Linked DNA regions of Homo sapiens: region 2 is linked to region 1. A link is an interaction called in ENCODE POLR2A ChIA-PET data of the cell type or tissue named here. Cell type or tissue: OCI-LY7. All regions are shown on one strand.

The links. Peaks named below come from ENCODE experiments on the same cell type or tissue, not always from the same donor. Only the 100,000 strongest peaks of a DNase experiment are listed, where the experiment ranks them.
Region 2: POLR2A ChIA-PET joins it to region 1 with 11 read pairs; 7 of 35 experiments call an interaction of 5 or more read pairs at or near these places.

The regions. Positions count from the first base shown.
Region 1 is chr19:38,555,393-38,563,392 of GRCh38, forward strand. It overlaps RYR1 (ryanodine receptor 1), which reads left to right. Exons shown (of 106, transcript NM_000540.3): 90 at 5,721-6,062. Among named protein-coding and RNA genes, the nearest start is that of MAP4K1-AS1, 37 kb to the right of the region's middle. RefSeq lists an enhancer at 1,900-2,089. In OCI-LY7, a CTCF peak has its summit at 1,557 (motif pointing right); DNase peaks (open chromatin) are centred at 1,579, 2,049 and 4,249; H3K27ac peaks cover 522 bases.
Region 2 is chr19:38,673,089-38,681,088 of GRCh38, forward strand. The region is part of intron 1 of ACTN4 (actinin alpha 4); the gene reads left to right. Among named protein-coding and RNA genes, the nearest start is that of ACTN4, 29 kb to the left of the region's middle. RefSeq lists enhancers at 1,308-1,357, 1,528-1,597, 1,628-1,707, 4,535-4,694, 5,111-5,696 and 1 more. In OCI-LY7, no CTCF peak of the experiment used is centred here; no DNase peak of the experiment used is centred here.

The DNA of each region.
Region 1 (8,000 bases):
GAACACACCACTGCACTCCACTCCAGCCTGAGCAACAGAGTGAGACCCTGCCTCAAAAAAAAAAAAAAAAAAATGCATGTGTGTGTGCGCACGTGTGTGTGTATGTGTGTGTGGCCTTAAAAGACGTTCCTTTTATTTAACAAACCACAATGTCATCACTCCTAACCCAAAATAAAACAGTACAAATAAAAAAGTCACAGTCCTTTAAATCATCAAATATCTAGTGAGTGTGCAAATTTCCAAATCTCATAACTTTCATGTAACTATCAGGATTTTTTGTAGCTTCTTTAAATCAGAATCCAAACAAGGGCCACCCATTGCAATTGGCTGATACTTTTTAAAATCATCTTTCATCTCTTGCTTCCCCTCTATTATCTTTTCTTTTTCCTTGCAATTTATCTCCTGGAGATCCAGTCCTGCAGATCTTTACTGTCCAACAGAAATACAATATGAGCAATATGTATATTTTTAAATTTTCTTCTTTTTTTTGAGACAGGGTCTCACTCTGTTGTCCAGGCTGGAGTGCAGTGGGGCAATCTCAGCTCACTGTAACCTCCACCTGTCAGGTTCAAGTGATTCTCCTGCCTCAGCCTCCTGAGTAGCTGGGATTACAGGCATGCGCCACCACACCTGGCTAATTTTTGTATTTTTAGTAGAGACAAGGTTTCGCCATGTTGGCCAGGGTAGTCTCAAACTCCTGGCCTAAAGTGATCTGCCCTCCTCACCCTCCGAAAGTGCTGGGATTACAGGCGTGAGTCACCATAATTTTAAATTTTCTAATAGCCATGTTTTTTAAAAAGTAAAAAGAGGACCGGCATGGTGGCTCGTGCCTGTAATCCCAGCACTTTGGGAGGCCAAGGCGGGAGGATCACTTGAGGCCAGGAGTTTGAGCCAGCCTGCGTAACACAGCAAAACCCTATCTCTATAAAAACTTTAAAAAATAACCAGGTGTAGTAGTGCATATCTGTAGTCCCAGTTACTGGGGAGGCTGAGGCAGGAGGATCTCTTGAACCTTGGAGGTTAATGCTGCAGTGAGCCATGTTCATGGCACTGTACTTCAACCTGGGCAACTGAGCAAGACTCTGTTAAAAAAAAAAAAAAGTAAAATGAAACACTACACATAATCTAGTACACTCAGGATATTATTTCAACATGGAATCAATCCTGTTTATTTATTTATAGAGATGGGGTCTTGCCATGTTGCCCAGGCTGGTCTCAAACTCCTGTGCTCAAGCAATCCACCCTCCTCAGCCACCCAAGGTGCTGGGATTACAGGCAAGAGCCACTGTGCCTGGCCATAATCAATCTAAAAAATGATTAGCTCGACATTTTTCATTCTTTTTTCACACTAAGTCTATCAGTGGATAGTGCTGTCCTAGTTGTAGAGCTTCCCATAGTCTGGACCTGACCAATGCGTCCTTGTGGTGTCATTTCATGTGTTCCTGTGTCCCCTGGGTTTCCTCCAAAGTGGGACTCAGCCAAAGTTCGAGCAGATTCAGATTTGGGTGTAAGGAGTTTTTTAGCCAGAACCTTCCTATGTGGGGCTACTGTATACCTCCACCAGGAGGCACCTCCTTTCCAGATGCCAGCAGCTGTTTCTGCTCAACACTCAGACATATTCATTCATTAGAGATTGCAAAATGGCGATAGTCTCATTTCTTTTTTTTTTTTTTTTTTTTGTGACAGAGTCTCATTCTGTCACCCAGGCTGGAGTGCAGTGGCATGCTCTCGGCTCACTGCAACCTCCGCCTCCCAGGTTCAAGCGATTCTCCTGCCTCAGCCTCCCAAAGTGCTGGGATTATAGGCATGAGCCACGGCGCCCAGCCTCTTAGTTTTCATGATGCTTCCTTCACTTGACAAATGAGTATGAGTACCTACTGTGTGTCAGGCACTGCCCTGGTCCTGAAGGTACAGCAGTGAACAAAACAGAGAGCCCACTGTGGGGGCTGATAGTCCAGTGGGAAGGGGCAGATGCAAATAACGAAATACACGAAGTAATTGCAGGTTATAATCTGTGGTCTGAAGGGTGTGGGAGTGAGCAGGGTGTGGTAAGCCCTGTAAACCGGCTGGTGGCGGAAGGCCTTCTGCAGGAGGGGACAGCGAAGCTGAGAGTTGAAAGATACCATATGACTCAGCGAGGCTGTGGTGTCCCAGGCAAAGGGGACAGTAAATGGAAAGGCTGAAAAATGGGAACAAGAGGGACAGAGAGCAGCCTGGGCAACATGGCGAAACCAAACCCTGTCCCTACAAAAAATACAAAAATTAGCTAGGCATGGTGGCCTATGCCTGAAGTCCCAGCTACTTGGGAGGCTGAGGCAAGAGAATCACTTGAACCCAGGAGGGGGAGGTTGCTGTGAGCCAAGATCGCGTCATTGCACTCCAGCCTGGGTGACAAGAGCGAAATTCTGTCTCAAAAAAAAGAAATAAAAATACAAAAATTAGCTAGGCATGGTGGTGCATGCCTGTATTCCCAGCTACTCGGGAGGCTGAGGCAGGAGAATCGCTTGAACCCGGGAGGCGGAGGTTGCAGTGAGCCGAGATTGCACCACTGCACTCCAGCATGGGCAACAGAGTGAGACTCTCTCAAAAATAAAATAAAATAATACAATAAAATATAAAATAAAATAAAATACTAGCCAGGCACGATGACTCATGCCTGTAATCTCGATACTTTGGGAGGCTGAGGTGGGAGGATCGCTTGAGCCCAGGAGTTCAAGACCAGCCTAGAAAACATAATGAGACCTTGTCTCTACAAAAAAACTGTTTAAAAAATTAGCTGGGTATGGTGGTGCATGCCTGTGGTCCCAACTTGGAAGGCTAAGACGGGAGGATCACTTGAGCCCAGGAGGTCGAGGCTATGGCAAGCCATGATCACTCCATTACACTCCAGCCTAGGTAGTAGAGACAGACTTTGTCTCAAAAAATTAATAATAAAGTAAAACAACTAAAAGACTATAAGTAGACTGTAACACAAAGAAAGGATAAATGCCAGAGGGAATGGATAACGCATTAACCCTGATGTGAGTACGTATTGCATGCCTATATCAAAATAGTTCATCTACCCCATAAATAAATACAACTACTATGTACCCACAAAAATGAAAAATAAAAAGGCCTGGCTCATGCCTGTAATCCTAACACTTTGGGAGGCCAAGGCGGGCAGATCACTTGAGATCAGGAGTTCAAGACCAGCCTGGCCAACATGGCGAAACCCCATCTCTACTAAAAATACAAAAATTAGCTTGGCGTGGTAGCACATGCCTGTAATCTCAGCTACTCAGAAGACTGAGGCAGGAGAATCGCTTGAACCCTGGAGGCAGAGGTTTCAGTGAGCCAAGATCACGCCACTGCACTCCAGCCTGGGTGACAGAGCAAGACTCTGTCTCAAAAAATAAAAATAATTTTTTAAAAAAATAGTCCAGGTGTGGTGGCTCACACCTGTAATCCTAGCACTTTGGGAGGCCCAGGCAGGCAGATCACCTGAGGTCAGGAGTTCAAGGCCAGCCTGGCCAACATGGCGAAACCCTGTCTCTACTAAAAATACAGAATTAGCCAGTGTGGTGGCACACGCCTGTAGTCCCAGCTACTCAGGAGGCTGAGACAGGAGAATCACTTGAACCCAGGAGGCGGAGGCTGCAGTGAGCCAAGATCGTGCCACTGCACTCTAGCCTGGGCAAGACAGAGCAAGACTCCGTCTCAATAAGTAAGTAAGTAAATAAATAAATAAAGGGATGGGCAATGAATGATGACACAGAGAGATCAGCAAATCACAAGAGCAAAGTCTAGGAGTGAATGGAGGTGATAGTGTCCCAGGCGCCTGTGGAGAGGTGGGCTTCTTTTTTTTTTTTTTTTTTTTTTTGAGACAGGGTCTCGCTCTTATTGCCCAGGCTAGGTGCAATGGCACAATCTTGGCTCACTGCAACATCCGCCTCCCAGGTTCAAGCCATTCTCCTGCTTCAGCCTCTCAAGTAGCTGGGATTACAGGCACGCACCATCATGCCTAACTAATTTTTGTATTTTTAGTAGAGACGGGGTTTCACCATGTTGTCCAGGCTGGTCTCGAACTCCTGACCTCAGGTGATCCACCCGCCTCGGCCTCCCAAAGTCCTGGGATTACAGGCATGAGCCACCACACCTGGCCAGAGGTGGATTTTTGAGACAGACAGTGTCACACTGCTCATGATAGAGGGGTAGGCAAGCAGACGAGGTGAGGGCAGAAGGTGAGGGGTTCCGGTGTGATTATGTCTCCATGCTCTGTGGTTTCTAGAGCCCTTCATGATTTGCAAAGCATGTTACTCATTTAGAAAGCATTTTGCAAAGTTCTGGGGTTTTTACAAAGCACTTTTGAGAGCCAGAAAATTTTGCTTCTGTTCATACCCCAGAGCAACATTTCTCACACTGCATGTTGCTACCCGTCTGGAGGTAATGAAATTAATTTAGCAATGCGTAACTCGTGACCAGCATCTTTAGAAATAAAATAGAACACTGCAGAGTGTGCTACACAGCAAAGGTCAGAATTATGTCATGAAACCTTTTTTTTTTTTTTTGAGTCACATTGTAAAATGTATTCTTATGGTTGAGTGAGTGCGGTCAAGAACATTTTATGCTGCTCTAGAGAACCTCTTGCAAAAATGCATGGGCAATCAGCACAAGAATGTTCAAGAAAAGTGTTGTCTGAAAGAAATCTGTGGGTGAACTTGGTGATTTATGCTTGTAATCCCAACACTTTGGGAGGCGGAGGAGGGCAAATCACCTGAGTTCAGGAGTTTGGGACAAGCCTGGGCAACATGGCAAAACCCCGTCTACAAAAAAATACAAAAATTCACCAGGCACAGTGGCATGCACCTGTAGTCCTAGCTACTCAGGAGGCTGAAGCACGAGACTCATTTGACCCTGGGAGGTGGAGGCTGCAATGAGCTGAGATCGTGCCACTGCACCACTCCAGCCTGGGTGAAAGAGTGAGACCCTGTCTCAGAAAAAAAAAACAAAAACAAAATACAAATCTGGAAGCAACCTACATTTCCATTAGCAGGATAACAGATAAAGAGTGTTATGGCTGGGCGCGGTGGCACACACCTGTCACCCCTGCACTTTGGGAGGCCGAGGCGGGTGGATCACCTGAGGACAGGAGTTCGAGACCAGCCTGGCCAACATGATGAAACCCTATCTCACTAAAAATACAAAAAATTAGCCAGGTGTGGTGGCGGGCACCTGTAATCCCAGCTGCTCAGGAGGCTGAGGCAGGAGAATCACTTGACCCTGGGAGGTGGAGGTTGCAGTGAGCTGAGATCATGCCACTGCACTCCAGCCTGGGCGACAAGAGCGAAACTCCGTCTCAAAAAAAAAAAAAAAAAAAAAGAGAAAGAAAAAGAAAAAAAAGCAAGTTTCAGCTGAGGTGGGAGGATCCCTTGAGCCCAGGAGTTTGAGACCAGCCTTGGCAACATAGGGAGACCTTATCTCTACAAAAAAAAATTAAAATTAAAATTAGCCAGGTGTAGCGGTGTGTGCCTGTAGTCCCAGCTGCTCTGGATGCTGGGTACTTGAGCCCGGGGGTGGGGATGGGGACGAGAGGGGATGTCTTGAGGCTGGGTTGAGCTGTGATTGCGCCACTGCACTCCAGCCTGGGCGACACAGCGAGACCTTGTCTTAAAAAAAAAAAAAAAAAGAGAGAGAATTGAGGCTCTCCAGGTCACCCCACTGACCTCCCTGCCCGCCCCCAGGCCATGGACAGCCAGAAGCAGTTCAGCGGTCCAGAAATCCAGTTCCTGCTTTCGTGCTCCGAAGCGGATGAGAACGAAATGATCAACTGCGAAGAGTTCGCCAACCGCTTCCAGGAGCCAGCACGCGACATCGGCTTCAACGTGGCGGTGCTGCTGACCAACCTGTCGGAGCATGTGCCGCATGACCCTCGCCTGCACAACTTCCTGGAGCTGGCCGAGAGCATCCTTGAGTACTTCCGCCCCTACCTGGGCCGCATCGAGATCATGGGCGCGTCACGCCGCATCGAGCGCATCTACTTCGAGATCTCAGAGACCAACCGCGCCCAGTGGGAGATGCCCCAGGTCAGGGAACCCGCGCGCGTGCAAGCTCGCCTCCTGGGGCTTCGGGCATGCGGGTGCTCACTTCCTGCACCCTCAGACCCCACGGGGGCTGTGCGTGCCTCGCATATCTGCCCTGCTCCGGCAAGCCCACGCCCACCCTTTTGTACACATTTCGTCCAGCTGCGCCCTTGCACATCCCTGGCTCGCCCCTGGCCACTTCTTGCGGACCTGGCCCACACAAGGATGCACACCCCTTGGGCATGAAGCAGGGTCAGTGTGTCCTGACTGTGGCTGCTCACACGCCATGCTTTCCCCTTACACCCACACCCTGGGAGCTCTGGCAGGCCCTTATAGCCCTGATGCAGCCCTACCCACACTCTCACCTCCTCGAACCTGCATGGCGACACACCCCTTGCTCACCTTCCCAGTAGCCCCCGGCGTGCCGTCTCTTGGTCCTGGCCCGCTCATGCTCACTCTTGTACACGCTCGCCTTGGGGGCTCTGGGGTGCCCTGGCATGCTGACCCACCCTTCACCAGTCATCACGTTTGCCCCCAGATGCCTTCTGAAGTCCTAGCATATGTGTACCCCAACTTATTCTGGGCCCACACGTGGGTGCACACCTCTTGCACACACACCCTGAGGATGCCAATGAGCCCTCTCAGAACCCTGGCATGCTTCATTTGTTCACTGTCCACTTGCCCTCACTGTAGCCCTGGCACAACCATGCTCACCCATGCACACTTGGGCCACGGTCTCAGGCTCACCCAGAAGAGCCCTCAGACCTACTCTCTAATCTGACATGCCCTATCTCAGCTCCTCCTATGCCCAGCCCACAAATGCTTGAACATCCCTCACACACTCGCTTGCCCCAAGGGTACACTCACGTGGTCCCGGCATGTCCCCAGCAGAGCTGGCACACCTGGCTGACATATGGTTCCCCTCCCCATTCCCTCACACTCCCCACACGCCCCTGACACACCCTCACCTCATTCTCTTGCACACACACTTGCTTGTTGTTCCTCAGATGCCGCCAGGTACTTGCACACCCCTTCTTGTCTCACACACATAGCCCGGGAGGTTTGCGCACCCGTCACCTCCTTCATGAGTGGGCCCTTCATATGTCTCCTCAGGGGACACCAGCTCATGCACGCGGGCTCATGTCCCACACAGAGCCCTGTCCTCATGTTCTGGGAGCCAGTACACAAACCCTTGGCTCCCCTTCCCACATTCATGCCTGCCTCACGCACACTGCATAACTGCAGGCCCCTCTCACACTCATACTCCTCCTGTCCCCCCACAGAGTCCCAGGCCCTTGCACACCTGCCCCGTGTGCCCACGTCCACCGTGCACACTGAGCCTCTCGTGGTTGCACACTTTTGGCATCTTCCCATGCCGCCACGCCCTCCTTACTCCTGATCCCTCCCTGGCCCCCGGTGTCTCCTCACATACTCCGCAGGAACCCTTGAGATCTTGCACACTCATCTGTGCCCCTCGGGGCCCCACTGCATACACACCCCCATCTGGCACACAAGTGGTTGCAGCATCCTGGCACCCAGGATGTCCACACATCCCTGCCTCTGCAGGAAGCCCCTGTTCACCACGGCCCTTCCCACTCATTCTTTGCACGTGCTGGGGGAGCTCTGCCCTCCTCTCTTCCTCTGACCCTGCGTGCTCCCCATACAAACACTCTTTGCCTTAGTGCTATTCCTCCAAACACCCGCTTCCTTCTGCTCACCCCTTCCCATTCCACTTTCCCCTGCTTCTCAGGCATCCACGTATGCCCATGTGGCCTTGGAGCACCTGTGGGGCAGTATAATAATAGGTAACACTACGGTGTTGTTGTTGTTTGAGACAGAGTTTCGCTCTTGTTGACCAGGCTGGAGTGCAATGGCACGATCTCAGCTCACTCAACCTCCACCTCCTGGGTTCAAGCGGTTTTCCTGTCTCAGCCTCCTGAG
Region 2 (8,000 bases), 120 kb after region 1:
TGCACCACCATGCCTGGCCAGTTTTTGTGTTTTTAATAGAGACAGGGTTTTATCATGTTGGCCAGGCTGGTCTCAAGCCCCTGACCTCAGGTGATCCCCCCACCTCAGCCTCCCAAAGTGCTAGGATTACAGGCATGAGCCACCACACCCGGCCTATTCATCATTTATTGAGCATTTATTTATACCCACTATGTGCCGTAAACAAGGTGCTGAGTAATGAGATGTGAACAGAATAGTCCTTCTTCTTGTCCTCATGGAGCACACAGCCTAGTCGGGGACAATAGGCATTAAAAAATACCAACAATGAAAACCCAAGACATACATAGAGTGTTCCAAATTGTGGTTTTATTTTTTATATATATATATTCATATATATTTATATATATTTATATATATATTCATATATATTTATATATATGAATATATATTTATATATATTCATATATACTTATATATATTTATATATACTTATATATATTTATATATATTCATATATATTTATATATATTCATATATATTCATTTATATTTATATATATTCATATATATTTATATATATTTATATATTTATATATATTATATATATTTATATATTTATATATATTATATATATTTATATATTTATATATTTATATATACTTATATATATTTATATATTTATATATATTTTTATATATATATATTTATATATGTATAATTTTTTTTTTTTTTTTTTTTGTGATGGAGTCTCTATCACCCAGGCTGGAGTGCAGTAGCGTGATCTCAGCTCACTGCAACCTCTGCCTCCCAGGTTCAAGCAATTCTCTGCCTCAGCCTCCTGAGTAGCTGGGATTACAGGTGCCTGCCACCACGTCCGGCTAATTTTTGTATTTTTAGTAGAGATGGGATTTCACCATCTTGGCCAGGCTGGTCTTGAACTCCTGACCTTGTGATCTACCCGCCTCGGCCTCCCAAAGTGCTGGGATTACAGGCGTGAGCCACTGCGCCCGGTGTGATTATTTTTATGAAGGAAAAGACCAGAGTCCTTTAAGAGGGGACAGTGGGGGACTTGCAATAGATTGTGTGGGAGCTGTCAGGGGAGACTTTCCAAGATGATGACAGTGAAGTGAGGCCTGGAGGGAGAGTTAGAGCCAACCTCAGAGAAGGGAACACTGTTCTAGGCAGGAGGACCCAGGGTTGTGGGAAGAGAGAAATAAAATGAGACCAAGACAGTGGGGAGAGCAGTGTGAGTTGAAGTCAGAGGGGTGACAGCAGCCAGAATGTGCCGGTAGCGAGGATCTTGGATTTTATTCTAGCTGCAATGAGAGCTTTGATTCTACAAATATTTATTGCGTGCTAGTCACTGTTTTAGGTACTGGGTGTACAACAGTGAAAAAAGAACTTCCCAGCCGAGTGGAATGCCGTGGAGCATATCTGTTTCGATGCTGGGACAGATCCCTAACACAGCTCATTAAAGCAGATAGCACCATTCCGTCTCTTTCTTCAGCTTCACTTTACGTCAGTCCCAGCATTTTTATCCCTACCCTTACAGATGAGAGAACTAAAGTTCAGAGAGGTGACGTGACTTGCCCCAGGCCCCTCAGTCAGTAAAAGACAGAACTGAGAATCCAACCAGACTCTTCCCTTTTTAGGTTATTTCTCTAACATTAGGGCCGAGTATCGATTCTCTTTACCTCTGACTTCGTGTCCCTGGTATTAAGACTCAGGGCCCACAGTGCCTCTTGGAATTCAGGCATATGGTGACATCAGTGTGCCTACCATTCAGGTCTTGGAGAATAGGGTATGGCGAAAGGAGAGAACTCGTGATATCGCTGATTCAGTAGCCCAGAGTTGTACGAGTCCTTGGGTGTTTCACCTTCATCCAGGCATCTGAGATTGGAGACAAGCATGTGGCTGAATGACGTATCTGGGGGAAGCTGTCTAAACAGCCGTGTGGAGTTGGAGAGTTGAATTAGCTCTGTGGCCAAACCTCTGGGCTCAGTCTGCCTATATATGGCTTGATCTCAAAGAACAGGTGATAGCAGTAGGAGTTGTTTTCTGTGTTGCTGGTGGGAGATGCCCAGGCACATTCCTTTGTAGACAAGCACAAACTAGATATTTTTGAAATCGGAGGTCTGAAACCAGCCGAAGAATTAATCCTGGCCTGGAAAGCATATGGGAGAGTACAGCCAACCTGGCTTGGGTGTTGCTTTCTTGGTTTTGTTGCATTTTTGAGGCAGGGTCTTGCTCTGTCACCCAAGTGGGATCACAGTGGTACAATCATGGCTCATTGCAGCCTTAACCTCCTGGGCTCAAGTGATTCTCCTGCCTTATTTTTTGATTTTTTTTGTAGAGGTGAGGTCTCACCATGTTGCCCAGGCTGGTCTTGAGCTCCTGGGCTCAAGTGATCCTCCACCTTGGTCTCCCAAAGTGTTAGGATTACAGGCGTGAGCCGCTGCCCCTGGTGACTTTGTTGCTTTTTAATAAGCCCAGAAATTTCTTTCAAGAGGGAGGATCTTTGTGAACATCTTGAGCCGCGTTCTTGATCGCTGGCTGTGGAAGCCTCCACCTATCAGGCTCAAGTCCATGTTGCTATCATGTGCACTTTGGCTGGTGAGGTGCTGAGCAGAGGTTTCAGCCTCTACCACAAGGTTTCCTGATGAAAGGTCAGCTGGGTGGGCCCAGCTTCTCCTTACCCAACTGAGAGGCCTCATAGAGCACAAGGCCTGGGTACGGAGGTTCCTGGGGCTCCTGCCATACCCAGCCAGGCCAAGCAGAGGGCCCCAGTGTGTTGTTGGGTGCTGAGAGGCTGCCCGCAGCTCTCGCCTGTGTTGGAAGGCTGTAGACTTGGCTTCTCCCAAACGTAAGCTGTGAAGCCATGGACTCAGATTCTCAGCCTGGCCCTGCTACTTACTGTGGGACCTTGGGCAAGGAAGTCTCCATTTTCTCTTTTACAAAATGGGGCCAATAATCTGACTACCACAGGGCTGTCAGGATGCAGCGGGATGGAGCCTTTATAGGGTCTTGTTCTGTGGGATCTGGAGTCCCATATGGGAGTTATTAGTTGAGGGACGAGGCATCTGGGAATCTTTATTCAACTAGGAAACTTCAGCCAAAGAACTAATGCCATAGAGATGTCTTATGGTGTCTGCATTTGAAGCCAGCGGTTCTTTGAAAATTTATCCTGAGTTCCAGAAAGCCAACTGCTAGATAAGTAAGCATTGAGCATTTAAGGGGTCCTGGAAGTAAGATTCCTGGAAAGAAGCAGCAATCTCTTACTCATCCCCGATTATCTCAGACACAGAGTGGTGGATGGAACCTTTGTGGTTTAGGGGCTGACTCTTGGTATTGCTGGATAAGGAATATGAGCCAGTAGAGACGAGTGTGTTGTATAGCAGTGTCCTGCGACTGGGCTGGAGACGTGGCTGAGGGAGGCCAGGGGGCCTCAGAGTGCACGGGAGGAGGCTTACAGAGGTCTTTTGCATCCTGCAGAACACCACATGTGTCCTTCCCTCTGGGAAACCTCCCACCCGGGCAGGGCCTCTGGGGCCGGATGTGGAAGGTAAACAGGCTGCCTTTCTGCTCTCTACCACAGACAGGCCCGGAAAGGCCTGAGTAGGAGCTTTTCATCTCAGGAAGCCCTGAGGTCCCACAGCTTCTCCTGAAGCAGCCTCATTGTCCCTTTGTAAGAGCATGACCAGGTGCTCTAGCTCCTGGAGCACCAGTGGAGAACTAGAGTGGCCCAGGTGCTGATGCCAAGTTCGAGCAACAGCTCCTGGCGGGTTTCCCTGCATCCCCCCACTCACTCCCATCTATTCTTCACATAGGGGCCAAAGAACATCCTGCTTGACATCTTGATCAGTGTCCCTTGCCCTCAGGATCAAACCTGCAAGTCCCCAAGGCCCTGCAGGATCTGTTTTCTCCTCTCTGTGCTCCGGGCGCATGCCAGCTGCCTCTCTGCTCCATGCTCATTCCTGCCTCCTGAGGGACTTCACACGGGGCCCTTGCCTCTGCCCCTTTCGCCTCAGCTCGCCACCTACCTCCTCCTCATTCTTCAGATGGCAGTTTATGCTTCACTATTTGTAGGGCCGTCGCACCTGACACCTCCAGCCTAGGTTAGGAGCATGTCCATCACCTCTACTTCTCCTTTTAACTCCAACCATCCTTGGCTCTCCCTCTCGAGGGTCACGAGAGCAGAGAGAGAATCTATTTTGTTCACCACTGTGTCCCTACCATGTGGGACATTGTCAAGGCAAATGTAAGTGTGCACTAAATAAATATGTATTGAATGAATAGATAGCCAAACAGACAGAATGGATCTGCCACAACACAAACAGGATGCTTTTCAAGTGGGCAGAAGATGGAGACATCACTTGTCGAGACACTCAAACAAGTGGCTGGATGGATGAGTGGCAGATCCATTCTGTCTTTCTGCTTGGCTTTAGGAGTAGAGGGATCACCCATGGTCCATCCTCTGAGGACAAGGGTATCATGACCGCCCAGGCCCCACTCACCCCTGCCAGGCTCATTGCATCCCATCTAAAAGTGTGCTCTGGAAGGTCATAAGAAGTCCTCACCTGGGACACTTCTAGGCCCAGTGTTCAGCCAGCTGTCCTGAGTTCTGCATCAGTCCCTGCTAGATATGAAACACAAACAGGATGCGATGCTTTTCTTTTTTTTCTTTTTCTTTTTTGAGACGGAGTCTCGCTGTGTTGCCCAGGCTGGAGTGCAGTGGGTGCAACCCCTACCTCCCGGGTTGAAGTGATTCTCCTGCCTCAGCCTCCCAAGTAGCTGGGATTACAGGTGCACACCACCATACCCGGCTAATTTTTGTATTTTTGGTAGAGACAATGTTTCACCATGTTGGCCAGGCTGGTCTCAAACTCCTGGCCTCAAGTCATCTGCCTGTCTCAGCCTCCCAAAGTGCTGGGATTACAGGTGTGAGCCACCGCGCCTGGCCAAACAGGATGCTTTGCAAGTAGGCAGAAGAGGGAGACATCACTGTCCCATGGAGAGGTGGGAAAATCATCGTTAGCACAGGATAATTCATCCTATTTTGTGCTCATGTTTACTGAGCTAGGATTGACCTGTGTCCGGGCAGCAGGGACACAGAGGTGAGTAAGACAAAGAGAAGGCCCTTGCCCTTAAAAATGATACGTGTGGCTAAAACGCTGTAGACCTTTTTGTTTTTTCCTTTTTGAGACTTCCTTTTTATACAGAAATTGCTACCTGCAGGTAAAATTAACTTACATCGTGAAAGCGACAGTAAAGTGTTTCTAGGGATAGCTAAAGACCTAAGAACACAGCCCTGTGGTTTGACTGGCTGGCCACCTTCCTGCAGCTGGGTTTACTATGGTGCTGTGTTCTGGGACAGCCCACTCGTCTCCATTTATTGGGCTGAGCCTCGAGACCTGCAATACCAGGGAAGGAAGGGAAGTCTAGGCTGTCTTTGGTGGCCATTGTTATTTATGGGGCATCGGCAGAGAAGTCAGTACCATGGAAAATCTAGAGAAAGATAGAGGATACGCAGTGTGGTTGAGCAGAATCTGATAGCTCCCTGGCTCTCTCCGGGCCATGGGACCCAGGGCGACACAGCCACCCTTTTTCTCTCTGCTGTCTGGCTTGGGCTTGGGCTTTGTCTCCTGTGTCCCTCCACACCTTCTTCGCTGTCAGTGGTGACCAATCCCGTGGAATCAGCCACTGTGTGTTACCCCAAGTCCTTGCCCCTGGGACCTCGCTCTGTTCGGAGACAAAACCCGGGACTGTTTCTCCTTTTAAATGCAACCTTGTTCCACAGGAGAGGAGAAAAGCAAGAAAGAGGTGGCTTGTTTATCTGATGGTAGTGGGGTGTGCTCTGATATGCCTTTGAAAGGGGCCCAGCTTTGCTTTGCCCAGCGGCCTTTGCAGGATAATGAGAGAAGGAAAACACAGGGAACTTAGTGGGAATTTGAAACTGGAGTGTGGGAGTGGGAAAGTTCAGCTTTTACCTTGGAGCAATCCAGTCTTTCTCCTGTAGGAAAACAGAATGGTGCTGTATGGCCTCCAAGCTGGGTTACATCCTGGGAAAAAGACACGTGCTTGGCTATTGGCCTGGGCGCAGTTTATGTGTAAGCCTTTCCTTGTGGATTCCATTTTCTTATTTCCCGAATACTTCTCAGCCCCACAAGTCCACTGAGTCTTCTGTCTCCAGAGACTGCCTGGTTTCCATCCCCGAGGGCATCTGCGCATCACTTACCATGGTGTACCATGCACCTCCAGTGTGCCCGGCACTGTGTCAGGAGCTGGGGATACAGGTGCTGGTCCCCACCTCACTCCCCTCAACCTCTGCAATATATGATACATAACCCACACACACAGACCATATGCAAAAGTGGTGGGACTCCTTTGTACCTGTCACCTGCATCAGTGATTATCAGCATTTTGCCAGACTTGTTTCATCAGTGTCTCCCAACACACTCCCCCCAGACATTACCCATACGTGCTCAAATAGATTTGGGTGTGCGTGTGTGTGTGTGTGTGTGTGTGTGTGTGTGTATTTTTTTAGAGACAGGGTCTCGCCCTGTCACCCAGGCTGGAGTACAGTGGTGAGATCATAGCTCACTGCGGCCTCTGAACTCCTGGGCTTGCTTTGTTGCCCAGGCTGGTCTCAGAACTCCTGGCCTCAAGCGATTCTGCCACCTTAGCCTCCCAAAATGCTGGGATTACAAGTGTGAGCCACCGCACCCGGCCAATGTATGTATTTTTAAACATAACCACATACTGTTATATTTAATGCTTCTGACCATGTCTTAAGAAAAAAACAAAAACTCCCTTTGGCTTCCTTGACATCACAGTCTCTCTGTTTCTCTGACTCTTCTTCCTCATCTCCTATGGCTAAATTCTCTCCCTCTGTCCACTGCTTACACATGGGCATTTCACAATGTCCTTTTTCCCTGAAGGAACTTACCCCCTCCCCTCAGCCTTAAGTACCCCATCTGTGGGGATGATGCCCATGCCTGTAGTCCTGACTCACTCACCACGCTCTATCGCAGTTATTTACTGATGCATCTCTCTCCCCTATCAGACGCTGAGGTCTTTGATGGAGCAACCTTGTATTTGTCCGTGTATCCCCAGCACCACACCTGTCCATAGCTGGAGCTCAGGAAGTTTTTTTTTTTTTTTTTTTTTTTTTTTTTTTTTAAAGTCAGAGTCTCACTCAGTCGCCCAGGCTAGAGTGCAGTGGCACAATCTTGGCTCACTGCAACCTCCACCTCCTGGGTTCAAGCAAGCACGTCTGGGTAATTTTTGTATTTTTAGTAGAGATGGGGTTTCACCATTTGGCCAGGCTGGTCTCGAAGTCCTGACTGCAAGTGATCTGGCCGCCTTTGGCTCCCAGATTGCTGGGATTACAGACAGGCATGAGCCACTGCGCCCGGCCTCAGGAAGTAGTTGAATGAGTGACTGAATGAATGCCCACGTGAGCAAATGACCTGTTTGCTGAACTTTAGACTGACGTTGCCTGATGCCCACTGCTTGTGCAGTACGTACTTCAGTCTCAGCGTGTCTGAGACCAAACTCATTTTCAAGTCCCACTTCTTGGGCTTGGCATTGCCCATTTGTCAGCCATCCGAGTCAGAAACCTTGGAGTCAGCTTTTGACTTCTCATCCTGTAACAGGCACCAAGTTTGATTTCTTTCCCTTGAATATCTCTTAGAACCCTCACCTTCCTCCTTCTCTTTATTCCTACCATTGTCCTTACTCAGGACCATATAGTGAGGGTTTAAAAGTGCAGAGTCTTGGCCGGGTGCGGTGGCTCACACCTGTAATCCCAGCACTTTGGGAGGCCAAGGCGGGTAGATCACCTGAGGTCAGGAGTTCGAGACCAGCCTGGCCAACATGGTGAAACCCCGTCTCTACTAAAAATACAAAACTTAGCTGGATGTGGTGGTATGTGCCTGTAATCCCAGCTACTCAGGAGGCTGAGGCAGGAGAATTACTTGAACCCGGGAGGTGGAGGTTGCAGTGAGCTGAGATTGCGCCACT